Regions from separate parts of the Homo sapiens genome. Here region 2 is linked to region 1. A link is a loop called in an ENCODE intact Hi-C map of the cell type or tissue named here. Cell type or tissue: Calu3. All regions are shown on one strand.

Region 1 (2,500 bases):
GGTCATATTTTCCTGCTTCTTAGTATGCCTGGTAATTCTTTATTGGATGCCAGACATTGTGGACTGGGTGGATATTTTTGTATTCCTAAAAATACTCTTGAGTTAAGTTACTTGGAAATAGTTTGACCCTTTCGAGTCTTGCCTTTAAGCTTTATTTGGCAGGAACAGAACAGCATTTACTCTCGGGCTAATTTTGCTTTACTATTGAGGCAAAACCTTTCAGTACTATACCCAATGCCCATAAATTATAAAGTTCAAGAACAGGCAAAACTATGCCAATAGAAATCAGAATAGTGATTGACGGTAGGGTGTGGATATTGGAATTTTCTGGGGTATTGCTTACACAAATGTACCTATTAAAATTCATCAAACTGCTCAAAATCTGTGCATATCACTGTATATCAATTTTACCTCTATAAAAATCATGTTTGGTATCAAATATATGTGTACATAATTAAATGCTGAAAAGATTTATACTAAAATTTCAATAGTGAAGAATATCAGGTAGTTTTCTAATTGGCTTCTGAATATTTTCATGTTATCTAAATTTTCAATATATATAACCTTTTAAAAATACATAAAACTAATATTTAATGAAACAATTTAAGGGGGACTCTCTACCTTGTAGAATGGATAAAGGAGAGGAAACAAATATTTATTGGGCATTTGCCATGTATCAGGTCCTTTAAAAGTCACTTTATTACATGATTCTATTTAAACAATATAACAACTCTATCAAGTAGGTATTATCCCATTTGCAAAAGAGAAAACAGTGATTCAGACTTATGGTTATGTGTCCAAGGACCCTCAACTTGATCTTAGGTCTGCCTGCTTCTGAAGTCGGTATTTTGATTCTAAGAGAATTAAGCCCTCAAGACGGATTTCTGAAATTCAGAGAGTAAAGAATGCTTGGTAGGATAGAAGAATCCCAGAAATACATTACTGTCTACGAGCATAGGAATTGGCACATTGGACTCTGGGAGTTAACTATTAAAATGGGAAAGTGAATTATCCAAATGTCAGAGTCACAAATCAAGCACAGTTAATCTGAAACCCAAGAAAGTCTGACCTGAGACAAGGAAAGAGGTGGGTGGCTCAGAGGAAAAAAAAAAAAAAAAAAAACAAACCTAAGACCAAGTATGGCAGCCGGTGGGAGAGGGAAGAAAAGTGTTCCTTCCTTATAACCTGTAGGCAAGTTATAAAAACAAGGGTTGTTTTGTCCCCTGTCGGAGTGAAACCTCAGAGACCAAAGTTCAACGCTTTCAGGTTACGGGAATGGAAATGGTGAATTCCCTGTATCAGCTGCCTCCAGCCCAGGCAAGCCTGACTCACAGGTTGGTCACCTGTTTGGAATGGGCTGTGGGAGAGCACACCCATGAGGTTGCTCAGGGAGCAATGGGCCACAGCAGTTTTCCCTGTGAATTGTGTTCAGGTAAGACCCTGCAGTCAGACCAGCTCACTCCTCCTTTGCTATTTCTTTATATATAGTCTCTTTCCATTCCGAAAATGTACTCTGAGCCCTGGCCTTTAACAGCTTCATTTGTTTTCCTTCATCTCCCAGTTTACAACTGTGAAGGAAACATTCATTGATCAAGTTCTTTCAGCTTGGAATGGAGTCTCTGACTCCCAAAAATCTCTCCCAGGACCAACTGCAAGGGGGTAGTGGATCTAGGATTAAGGCTGGAGCCTGAAGCACTGCTGAGAATGGGGAGTCTGACACGTAATGACCTCCATATATACAAGCTGGTCAGTGCTCTCTCAGAGCCTGCATGTGGCTTTGTCCAGAGAATATGAATCCCAGTTTGAGCAGCAATATGGATCAGAGTTGGTAGAGAGGAAGATTGAGGCTCTCACACTAGGATGTCTTCAGCATCCTTCTTGTATCCTTGTGTGCAAAATGGGAGCCTGGGAAAGGAACTAGAAGAACTGAACCCCATCCCTCTGATACATACACATTGCTTTTTTCCTTCTTTATAGCATAGCTTGGCTGTCCAAATGTTCTGGCAGAGACCAAGCTCCAGGCTCAGTGGGGGGTTCTAATTTTCCATGGCTCATTCACTTCTGAGAACTTTGGCTCAGTTGCATAATGGGGGGCTACTTCCTGCCAGTTGTGGCCCTGTTGTGTGATACCTTCTGACACATACGTTTTTTTGAAAAAAGATTGTCTGCTGGGAACTGGACTGAAACCAACATATAACCGTTTGTTTCATACTGGTTAGGAAGCCACCAGGAAGGCCTACCCAAAGTGGTTTTAAATACATACACACACAGTCCTCTCCTCTTAGAGCCAAGAACAGGCCATTAGTGATGTGTTAGAAAATCCAGGCTGACCTTCTCAGTCATGAGGGAAGCTCCCTGGGCCCACCAGCAGGCTTTTGCCAAGAATGGGCTCCATCTTGAGCCCACAGCTCTTCCCTAGCTTCCCAGCAGAAGCAAGGGGAGAGTGGAGAAGTCAAACACTTCTTGAGCATTGCTTACTATATGTCAAGTTCTACCCTGG
Region 2 (2,500 bases), 240 kb before region 1:
TGTGTTACTGTTAATATTATGTTATCTTTAATCACTAGATGAAGTTGGAAGGCAAAAAATGAGTAAGGGGCTTGGAAGAAGAAATTTTCAATTCTTGTTTTGCTTTGTCAGTGACTTGCTCCTTGTCCCTTTTCGTCTTAAATATTTGTCCCTAGTTTCATTACTGGCAATGCCTTTTAATGAAAAAAGAAATGTTTTAATTAACCACAATAGTATTTGTTTATGTTAACTTAAAAATTACAGCATTTGCAAATTTTTAACTATAACCAAAATCAACAGCTAGCCTAATTTTAAAAAAGACTTTAGAATGCCTTGATATCTATTGGAACATTACATATTTGTGATCCATTTTACTTTCTACTGTTGAACAGCAGATCCTTCTGGTTCAAGAAAGGCTACGACTCCTTATTAAGTTGCTGTAGTATTGGCAAAATACAAACCAAACTCTATATTAGTGACCCTGTATTTATTTGTAAGAAAATTTAATCCATATGATTTTGAGTCATTGTCACTTACAGTAATACAAGCAAATCATGCTGCGTAAGTGCTACTTGATTTCCAAGATGCCTTTTGAACCACCTTTTGAGGTGGTCTTTTTTATTTAGGACAAGAAGGTTTATTTTTACTGGTTGAAAAAAGGCTCAAGTTTGAGTAAAAATATGGGCATTCATCAAAACAGAGGATGAAAAACAGACTTCTTCAGACAAGTAACAGCGTAAGTGTTGAGGAGTGTTCTAGACAGATAGACTGACTCAGCTGTGACATGTACACTTTCTGGGCAAAGATTAACCCTCCTGCCAGCATAAGCCGACAGTAATAAGCAAGTCAACTTTTCTTTTCCACATTGTCCAATGTAGACAACTGGTGACTGAATTAAAAATGCAAATCAAATTATTGTAAAGTGAATGTGTGTTGATTTTGTAACATTTATTTAGGTGGGAGAGCCAGGGTTTGAATCAGTCTTGTGTTGTCTGTTGAACTGGGTGCTGAATGGAATCCACCTAAACTGGCTCGTCCTCAAACTTCATACCAGAGCAATGAATCACCTTCAAAGCTAACTCAGGGAGCATATTGGCTCCAAAGACCATTAACCCTGGGAACTCCCCAACTGAAAGGTGGGACTGGAGAGATTTAGAACTGCTGGCTTGGAGTTGTGAGTCATGGTTGAATGCCAACAACCTGGCATAAATCACAGAAGCACTTGAATTTCACATTCATTACTTACAACAGTGTGGAAATTGCTCAACATTTATGGCAGACATGCATTCCACAGATATAAAAATAAAACTTTATTAGAAAACTTGATATTAAATTTAGACACTGAGAATTAAATTCCAGGAGAGCCAATCTTTATCAAATCATAAATAAGAAATAGAGTGGTTCCATTGTTTAACTTTTCTTTTTCATAATCTATATGGCTAAAAATCTTAATCAAAAGACATGACATTTAGAGACAAAAAAACATAGATTTAAGATCCTACTCTGCTGATCACTAGTTAATTGATGTTGGGAAATCACAAAACTCTCTATTGTAGCTTTAGTTTTTTCAGCCTAATGTGCATCATAGGGTTAACATCGAGATCCAATGAGGTACTATGTCTAGCAACCTTTTAGAGACATTAATTTAGAGTCATTCATTTATTCTTTGGATTATATGTGCAAAATTGAGAAAAAGGCGTAAGCACAAAATTTCATGTGACTAAAACTCAGGAATCTCTGAATATTTTTAATCTCTGTAGGAAAATGTTGTAAGATCTATAACACTGTATTTCAATCTGTTTCTAGGCATTAAGAACTTATTTGCCTCATAACCCAAATTCCTGCTCCCCAATAAAAAATGAGTAACATCAGGGTATAAAATGCCAGCTGGAAGAGTATTCGCAACCATATACAATGAAGAGTCACACTTCCAAGAAGAAAGCCGATGTCCCACTTCAGCATCAAATCTAAGACACTGCATTTCACTTTTTCTGTACAAATATCATAATCTGTTTGTTAATCTCTTGGTTTTATTTCAAAAATGAAACTATATTTAGAGAGGGAACAAATTCTACCAGTTGCTGTTGGAAGCAAAAGATCTTTTTCATTCTTGGATGCTTTATATTTGGACAGAGAAAGGTACATATTTGAACCATATGTGAATTCAAGTCTAATGTATTAGTTTGATTGTGCCAGAGTTCCTAGAGGGCTCCAGAAACCAAAGGATGTGGCTGTTCACCCTAATTTTGGAGAATTGAATGCCTTTGCTCACAGTAGGAATCCAGAATAGAACGTAGCAACTTCTGTTCCTCATGATTTTGTATACTCCATCCATAATCATCTGTCCTCATTCCAGACGCTAGCTTGGTTTACCGTATGGTAGCAAAATCAGTCAGTTTTCATTTTCTCGGGGAGAGAGGAGACTACTGGCAGGAGGAAGAGGAAGGCAGAGTAGAATGACAAAATTGTGTGTGTGAAACATGGCTGCTCAGCCCAGTACTAGCAATAGCAATCATTTTGC

Evidence for each region. A loop is a pair of places that touch in the nucleus more often than their neighbours do. Peaks named below come from ENCODE experiments on the same cell type or tissue, not always from the same donor. Only the 100,000 strongest peaks of a DNase experiment are listed, where the experiment ranks them.
Region 2: a loop joins it to region 1, with 15 times the contacts of the local background. A loop is called at or near these places in 8 of 110 quality-filtered maps.

What each region holds. Positions count from the first base shown.
Region 1 is chr11:128,447,397-128,449,896 of GRCh38, forward strand. The region is part of intron 1 of LOC124902789 (a long non-coding RNA gene); the gene reads left to right. Among named protein-coding and RNA genes, the nearest start is that of MIR6090, 74 kb to the right of the region's middle. RefSeq lists an enhancer at 870-2,069. In Calu3, no CTCF peak of the experiment used is centred here; a DNase peak (open chromatin) is centred at 1,305.
Region 2 is chr11:128,209,602-128,212,101 of GRCh38, forward strand. It overlaps LINC02098 (long intergenic non-protein coding RNA 2098), which reads left to right. Exons shown (of 4, transcript NR_146647.1): 2 at 2,037-2,118. Among named protein-coding and RNA genes, the nearest start is that of LINC02098, 2.1 kb to the left of the region's middle. RefSeq lists an enhancer at 746-1,247. In Calu3, no CTCF peak of the experiment used is centred here; a DNase peak (open chromatin) is centred at 1,090.